Linked DNA regions of Homo sapiens: region 2 is linked to region 1. A link is an interaction called in ENCODE POLR2A ChIA-PET data of the cell type or tissue named here. Cell type or tissue: Panc1. All regions are shown on one strand. Each heading gives the region's core, and the rest is flanking DNA. Links, peaks and the distances in the headings are about the cores only. Region 1 overlaps LOC107984195 (a long non-coding RNA gene). Region 2 has its middle 60 kb from the start of LINC00705.

Region 1 (4,403 bases), core at 292-4,291:
TTACAGGAGTAGCTGGGATTATAGCTACTGGAGAGGCAGTAGAGTTGCTTGAGGCAGGAAAATTGCTTGAATCAGGAGGCAGAGGTTGCAGTGAGCTGAGATAGTGCCACTGCACTCCATCCTGGGTGACACAGCAAGGTTTCGTCTTAAAAGAAAAAAAAAAGTGTAAAGGTAATTTTCAGGGCTTTAACAGTTCTGGTAGAATGTAAATAATCATCAATAACCCATAAGGTCCTTTAGTCACAAAATGCTTCTCAGTAGCTAGGGTACCTTCTCACCGGTTCCTTTGTAGGGAGTCCATCATCACATATTTTTATCACATTTAACCTGAATGTTGCATCCCCTAAGTTACAAATTAAGTTTTATTCCTCCATGGATTTATGTCATGGGTAAGACTGATCTATAAATTTTGAGTGCCGAGTTACCTTTTGAGGGTAAATGTATCCTTCAAACCCTGCTTTTTAATGTGAGAGTACTGGTCAATCTATAGTTTGGGTTTTGAACAGAGGACTATGCAGAGACGTCTTCTGCTCTCACAGTGGAGGACACAGAGCATTTCTAAAGACACATCCCATGCAGTTCCTTCTAGAACATCTGGCTCAAATGACACATTTTAATCAACATAATTTCTTCTTTAATCCCATGGATTTTTTTATTTTTTTTTTCTTCCTTTATTATATGGCTCTAATACAATAATAAAAACCTAAGAGAAAACAAGTATCAGCTTTGAAAAGCATAAGCCCCAAATTCACTAACTTATCCAAATGTCAAATTGTTATTTTATTATACATTAATGAAATGAGCTGAATGGCAAATTAATTAGAGGAGGTGAACCAAGATATATTAAAGCTAAAGAAATTTAAGTTTATATTTTTATTGCTTTGTATTTTTAAAAAAGAAACAGTTTTCAAGCAGCTAGATATGTGGTGATAATTAAGTACAAAACTGTCATAATGTAGGCAATTAACAACAAAAACAACAACAAAACCTTCACCTTAGGAACATTTTATGTTGTTACCCTAAAATCTCAATTCCTGATAGACATTACAAAATGTCAGCACGGCCCACATTCCTGAAAGCTCTTGAAATGATGAATGCAGTATCGAGAGGAAAGCTGAGAGGGTGAAAGATCACTGCACATCCCTGCACTGGCAAGGCACCCATACAAGAGGAAATCTGTTTATCAATGCTGATTGCTCCTGCTCTGCTAAAGATGCCAAAATTCAGCAAGAGTTGCAGAGAGCTGAAAGTACACAAAACAAGTCAGTTACTTTGAAATCCTTGAGCCAGAGCTAAGCCTACCTCAGCTCACATCCTAAAAACATCCAAAATGCAATCCTCTTATGCAATCTTGGCTCTTAGAATTCCCTTTGGCAGAATGAGGAGGGCCATCTTCCGTTTGCCAGGAAAATGCACTTCAAAAGCACAGCCTACCCCGCTTTCTACTATCTTATTTCAAAGCTCTGGTGCTTATCACTTGGACCCCTGCCTAGAGAACATTGTGAATTCCCATAAAGATGCATTAACACAAGATAGAAGAATCTGCCAGTCTGAAGGCATCTGCTGTTTGTCAGCTGTCATTCCATGAGAGTTTATCTTCTGGATGTCAATGGCCAATGGCACTGGCCTCACTTCTAAACATGAGATTAAGGCTGAGATCCCAGGTCAGGGACACAAGCTGACTTCAGCCTTTTCTTGAATCTGGACTTTGCCACACCTCCACTCTGCGATAGCACACCTTCACAGCTTTTGTGAGGTCACAGCATCCACCTGGATTCGGCACACACGTTGATTTTCAAGGGCCCATCACAACTTGCAATTCTGCATAGGTGTTTTCTCTAAATGGTAATAATAACGCATGAATTATTATACTATTGCTGCTTGACAGCCCTTTTCCTGTGTGTAGTGGTTTTGGATTATGGCCCACAAAGGCCATCAATTATGCTAGAAAACTAAGGAGCTGGGGGAAAATCACAGGGCAAAATGCATTTTGAGAGACATCATTGTCTAGACTCAAATGTCAGCCTTGGCACCCTCTTCTCAGCCTGGCCTAGATCCACTGTTGGGCAAGTTGATTCTAAAAGGTCCATTTCATTCCCCTCCATGCAAAGCAATGGTAAACAATCAAGTATGTCAAAAATGTTGTTGAGAGTGCATGTTTCTTTGGGAGTGATTACATCTTAGCCGTAGCTCATGAGACTCAGGTCTGGATGGAAAAACTTTTCCAGTGGAGGATTTACAGAGAACAATATAAACATAGATGACAAAGCAAAACAACAAGACAGTTATCTCACCTTACAAATTACATACATCATGGCTAGGCACAGAGGCTCATGCCTGTAATCCCTGTAACTTGGGAGGCCAAGGTGGATGGATGACTTGAGCCCAGGAGTTCGAGACCAGCGTGGACAACATAACGAAACCCCATCTCTACAAAAAATACAAAATTAACCTGGCATGGTGGCTCATGCCTGTAGTTGCAGCTATTCAGGAGGCTGAGATGGGAGGATCACCTAAGCCCAGGAGGTCAAGGCTGCAGTGAGTCGTGATCACGTCACCGCACTACAGCTTGGGGGACAGAATGAGACCCTGTTACACACATACACACACAAATTACAAATTACATACATTAAAAAATGCCTTGTATGTATCTCTATGAATTGAGATTTTGAGAGAATTTGTTTTCTTCTGTACATTTCTCTATATTTTCTAAGTTTTCTATAATAAATAAGCAGTACCTTGGAAATTCTTGTTCTGACTTTTCTTAAACAAAAGATATGTTGAAAGATTTCACCCAAGTGCGAGCTTTAGTTGAAATATAGAATCTGAAATAAAAATTAGAAACATGGTTTCATAACAACTCACTTTAACCTATTTTCTAGAAACAGAATGAGGAATCTATTAAAAATTTTAAAATGAAATTTCAAATTCATACCAGATGTTTTCAAAGTAATAAAATACTACTCTTAAATATCATCTTTCTAGTCTTAATTTTTTGGATGTTTTATTTTTAAAGCCAGAGCTTTTTTTTTTTTTTTCTGTGTAAGTGGGATTGGAATGCTGTTCATCACAAGAAAACTCAAATTTTTTAGATCTTAAAGATAGAGGTTGCACTGTGTGACTTCCTTAATTACACATTAGGAAGTGGAGGACCAGAGAGCAGCAGTGATCTGAGGTCACTTCATAAGCAAGGCAGGGCCACAGCTCGAGTGGGCTTGCTCCCTCTCCACACTCTTGGCCTGGGTTTTGCTGCGATTCTGGCCAAATCTCTAGACTGCCTTCTATGTAGCAGTCACTGGCTAGATCCTAAAGGCTTTGACACAAAACAGGATTGGAAGTCGTCATGAGGTCATTAGTTGCCTCTCCCACGGCATGAGGGAGGAGACCGCTTTGACTTATCCACACAGCCACTGATTTGCAGGGAGACTCACACAGACAACACTATACACCCACCAACACAAACACACTCACCACACACACTGCAAGGGTTTACTACTAACTCCAAACACATGTATTTGGAAAACTAAAATACATACAAAGTTTCCAGAGTTCTACTTCTAACTAGAGGGGTATCTGCTCCTGAGGTTGTGGGGAGTATGGGAACATCCCTTAAATGATGGTTCTCACTTAAAAGGATCAGATAAAGTCCACTGAGAGCACTCCTTTTTTTTTTTCTTCTTTTTCAGATGGAGTTTCACTCTTGTTGCCCAGGCTGGAGTGCAGTGGTGCAATCTCGGCTCACTGCAACCTCCGCCTCCCGGGTTCAAGTGATCCTCCTACCTCAGCCTCCCAAGTAGCTGGGATTACAGGCATGCATACCTGGCTAATTTTGTGTTTTTAGTAGAGACAGGGTTTCACTATGTTGGTCAGGCTGGTCTCGAACTCCTGGCCTCAGGTGATCCACCCATCTCAGCCTCCTAGTTCTGGGATTACAGGCCTAAGCCACTGTGATATAATCCCTGCCTCTTTTCTTTCCAGTCAGAAAGGTGGTGTTGCAGATATAGTGGAAAAAGTAAGGATTTGGAAACCTAAGGGTGACAATATAATACATAAACCTCACTTCATTCAAAAGAATGTTTGCTCTTGAGCATGTCACTAATCTCTCTGAATTCATATTTCTGTAAAATGAGGACATTACATTTCTCCCTGCTCTATCATAAAAATTATACATGCTAGATATATATAGCCTATTATGGGTTGAACTGTGTCCTCCCCAAATTCCTGGGTTGAAGGAGGTCATCAGGACCTCACAAAGTGACTGTATTTGGAGATACCGTCTTTAAAGAGGTAATTAAGGTAAAATCAGGGCGATGGGGTGGGCCTTAATGCAACATGGCTGGTATCCTAGTAAGAAGAAGAGATCAGGATATCAGACACACGTGGAGGGAAGATGACCCGAAGAT
Region 2 (4,403 bases), core at 204-4,203, 510 kb before region 1:
TTTTTAATTTTAATTTTAATTTTATTATTATTATACTTTAAGTTTTAGGGTACATGAGCACAATGTGCAGGTTAGTTACATATGTATACATGTGCCATGCTGGTGTGCTGCACCCATTAACTCGTCATTTAGCATTAGGTATATCTTCTAATGTTATCCCTCCCCCCTCCCCCCCACCCCACAACAGTCCCCAGAGTGTGATGTTCCCCTTCCTGTGTCCATGTATTCTCATTGTTCAACTCCCATGTATGAGTGAGAACATGCGGTGTTTAGTTTGTTGTCCTTGCGATAGTTTACTGAGAATGAGGATTTCCAATTTCATCCATGTCCCTACAAAGGACATGAACTCATCATTTTTTATGGCTGCATAGTATTCCATGGTGTATATGTGCCACATTTTCTTAATCCAGTCTATCATTGTTGGACATTTGGGTTGGTTCCAAGTCTTTGCTATTGTGAATAGTGCCGCAATAAACATACGTGTGCATGTGTCTTTATAGCAGCATGATTTATAGTCCTTTGGGTATATACCCAGTAATGGGATGGCTGGGTCAAATGATATTTCTAGTTCTAGATCCCTGAGGAATCGCCACACTGACTTCCACAATGGTTGAACTAGTTTACAGTCCCACCAACAGTGTAAAAGTGTTCCTATTTCTCCACATCCTCTCCAGCACCTGTTGCTTCCTGACTCTTTAATGATTGCCATTCTAACTGGTGTGAGATGGTATCTCATTGTGGTTTTGATTTGCATTTCTCTGATGGCCAGTGACGATGAGCATTTTTTCATGTGTCTTTTGGCTGCATAAATGTCTTCTTTTGAGAAGTGTCTGTTCATATCCTTTGCCCACTTTTTGATGGGGTTGTTTGTTTTTTTCTTGTAAATTTGTTTGAGTTCATTGTAGATTCTGGATATACATATATTTTATATATATTTTCACCAATCTTAAAACCCACACCAGATTCTGTAGCCTGGTCTGGCTCAGATGACCTCTTTTGCCATAAAAATGGAGATGTGTGACTCAGTTAATGATAGAGTCAACAGACCCTGCTGCATCTCTGGCTTGGGTGGATAATGATGACAGAGTAAACAAAGTTCATAGCGTTTTCTATTGCTTGAAAATCTTCACTGTTTGACTCTGTGTGTCAAGAATAAAATAGGGTGGAAATTGACCTTTTGACGCTCACTGGCCAAGTTCATTCACTTTTCATTATCTATTTATTCAGCAAGTATGTATTGAACACTCGCTGTGTCCCAGGCACAGGTCTAGCTGAAGACAAGAGACACTTGGGGTGCTCACCTTCTAGTAACTGGGGACAGACAATGATGTGATGTGAAAATAAATTACATAGTGTGTCAGGAAGTCCCATGTGCCATAGACAAATAAGAAACAGAGCAGTGAGAAGGATTGGGATGTAGGGAAGGGATTGTTGAAGTGTGAGGTGAGCAAGCAGACAAGCCTCATTGCAAAGCTGGCCTCTGAGCAGACATGAAGGAGGTGGTTGGTAACAATGGGAATACCCAGAAGAATAGCACCAGGGCAGAGGGAGCAGGAAGTGTAACAGCAACATGGTGAGGAGCAGATGCAGGAGCAGGGTGAGGAGGGATGTGCAGGGAGCTGTTTCCCCAGCATTGAAGAGCCCTGGCTCTGCCTCTCCCTGCACTCACTCCCTTGGAATTCACATCTAGTCTTAGGATTGTAGACACTTTCATGTACTGAGGACTTCCAAATTTATACTTCCTATCCATGCCTCTCTTTCTTTCTTAGATAACACATGTAGAGGGGTGTAAGAAAATTTAATTCCCTAAATAGGCGTTGTATGCTGACTGTTTTAAAGAAACAGTGTTTGGGCTATCATCTAGTTTTGTATTATTGATATTTCAGAAAGAAACGGCTAAAACTATCAAGGATTGAAAGAATGCTCTGTAAACTAGGTGGCCTGACCAGCCTGGGCAACATGGTGAAACCTCTTCTCTACTAAATATAAAAATTAGTTGTGAGGCTGAGGCAGGAGAATTGCTTGAACCCAGGAGGCGGAGGTTGAAGTGAGCTGCGATTGCATCACTGCACTCCAGCCTGGGCAACAGAAAGAGACTCTGTCTCAAAAAAATAAAATAAAATAAAAAAGGTGCCCTGGATTACCAAGGATATTATCAGATTATTCAGTAGAGTAAAAAGTAGTGTACTGGATTGAGTGTAGCATTTTGCTCACAAAAATTAAAAAATCATTCCATGTGGTTTGAGAGGTATGACATTCTGCTTGAATAAAATCCACCTCACCCTAAAATATACAATATTTATAAATTACTATTATATAGCTATGCATTTAGATTAAATGCCCCTTGGTCAAAACAGAAACAACTTGACTAAAACAGGACTCTTCTAGCCAAACAACAAAATTAGCATTTATAATATGTAAGCCAGTGTTAAGCCACAGCAATTGTAAATATGTGATCTTTACCTACCTGTGAATAGCTTTGTGTTAAAATTATACTCATCTCAGCTATTTGTTCATGATGGAAAATACACAAAGAAATTTGAAGAACTAATAATAGCTATTGCTTTTTGTTATGACAGTTGACTCTGCTATTTAATTGTTAGGTAAAATACCATTCTCTGCAACTGGAAACAATGGTAACTTTCTTTCATGCTATTGCAATTGCCTGATGAATCAGAGTCCTGGTAGGCTGCAAAGGCATAATAATAAAAGTGTGTCATAAATTTCTCTATGCAATTATCATATTTCATGCCTTATTATTAAATGGAACTTTGAATTTTTCTACTTAGGTAGAGTTATGATTTTTTTTTTAATAAAAGCTCTCTTATTCCAAGGTGTTACAATATGATCTGTGGTATACATGACTCCACGAGGGGGCTTGCATCACTTGTGATTGTAAGGGCTGAAACTCAGATGTGTATACTGGTCCATTGGCCTTCCTCATTTCCCCCACCTCCCTCATCCCGCCACACTCAAGCAAACAAATTCATCACAAATGATGCAGGTTGCTTTCTTCCCCATCCGCCTATTGTCTGAACCATCGTCTAGAAGGAGTTAGTTCAAGCTTCTGTGTCTGATTTGTGGTGCTCTGTGGGCATCACTCTATCTCCATTGCAAATGGTATCCCACGATGCCACTGGCTTTCTTTCACTTTATTAATTATTTATTTATTTGAGACAGGGTCTCACTCTGTCACCAGGCTGGAGTGCAGTGGCCTGATTATAGCTCACTGCAGCCTCGACCTCCTGGGCCCAAGAGATCCTTCCACCTTAGCCTCTTGAGTAGCTGGGACTATAAGTGTGTGCCATCATGCCCAGCTAAGTTTTACTTACTTTTTTCTTTTTCCGGTAAAGAGGTCTTAGGGTCAGGCTGGTCTCCAATTTCTGGCTTCAAGGGATCCTCCCACCTCAGCCTCCTGAATCATTGGGATTACAGGTGTGAAAGTACATAATTTTCTGGAAAATCTGAATATTTTAGGCTATGCAACTAAATACATATTATGAGTATTCAAAATGTATCTCAGAAGAATAATAAAATAGTCCAAAGGTATGTGTTGATTATTATCAACTTCTTGGTCTATGTTATTAGCGATAGACCATGAAATGGAGTTAATAACAAAGCAGAAAAACACAAAATGTGACTATACTAGGGAAATGGATCTTTGTCCTTAACAGATTCTCAATGCCAGGAGATTAATTTTGTAAGCACTAAAGGACCTCTTGTGACACTAGGTTAAACTGACTTTATGGAAATAATTCCTATCCAGTTTTGTAATAGAAGGTGATTTATGCTAATGTAATCCAACTCTATGGCTCTCCAGCACAAACTCTGTTGGTCTTATTAATGATATGGCCCAGTTAATAACCACTCCCTCCAGCTAGGGTCACACTTTCCATTTTTATATATTCCACTGCATTAGAGGGGTACCATCTACTTTTCCCCTGCTACTTGATAGCTATACCTTTTCATCACCTTAAGCATCTTTGCTAATGAGTCTTTAATACAAGAAAAATGCTATGGAAAAACACATCATGATTTTATTAAAATAGGTGTTACACCTGAGACAGAATCCTAAAGCCTGCAGAATTCTTACCACCGTAACTCACTAATACAAGAAAAATGCTATGGAAAAATACATCATGATTTTATTAAAATAGGTGTTACACCTGAGAGAGAATCCTAAAGCCTGCAGAATTCTTACCACCGTAACTCACTTATCAAAATAAATATGCATGCATGAGCTCTCCAGTTATTAAAAAATACATGCTTATTATGAAGTGTTAAAAAGTATGGGGAAGAGGAAAATATCCTGTAATTCCTCCACCAGAAATCCCATTAATAAAATAAACACCTATATACACACTTTAAAAATATAATTCTATACTACATTATATTATTGTTTC

Evidence for each region. ChIA-PET counts read pairs that join two places held together with the same protein. Peaks named below come from ENCODE experiments on the same cell type or tissue, not always from the same donor. Only the 100,000 strongest peaks of a DNase experiment are listed, where the experiment ranks them.
Region 2: POLR2A ChIA-PET joins it to region 1 with 5 read pairs; 1 of 35 experiments calls an interaction of 5 or more read pairs at or near these places.

What each region holds. Positions count from the first base shown.
Region 1 is chr10:4,080,711-4,085,113 of GRCh38, reverse strand. LOC107984195 (a long non-coding RNA gene) reads right to left here. Exons shown (of 10, transcript NR_176060.1): 7 at 2,739-2,825; 8 at 2,295-2,430; 9 at 1,739-1,838; 10 at 864-1,243. Among named protein-coding and RNA genes, the nearest start is that of MIR6078, 92 kb to the right of the region's middle. RefSeq lists an enhancer at 1,184-1,696. In Panc1, for the core only: no CTCF peak of the experiment used is centred there; no DNase peak of the experiment used is centred there; H3K27ac peaks cover 2,754 bases.
Region 2 is chr10:4,594,392-4,598,794 of GRCh38, reverse strand. No RefSeq gene overlaps it. Among named protein-coding and RNA genes, the nearest start is that of LINC00705, 60 kb to the left of the region's middle. In Panc1, for the core only: no CTCF peak of the experiment used is centred there; a DNase peak (open chromatin) is centred at 2,636; H3K27ac peaks cover 324 bases.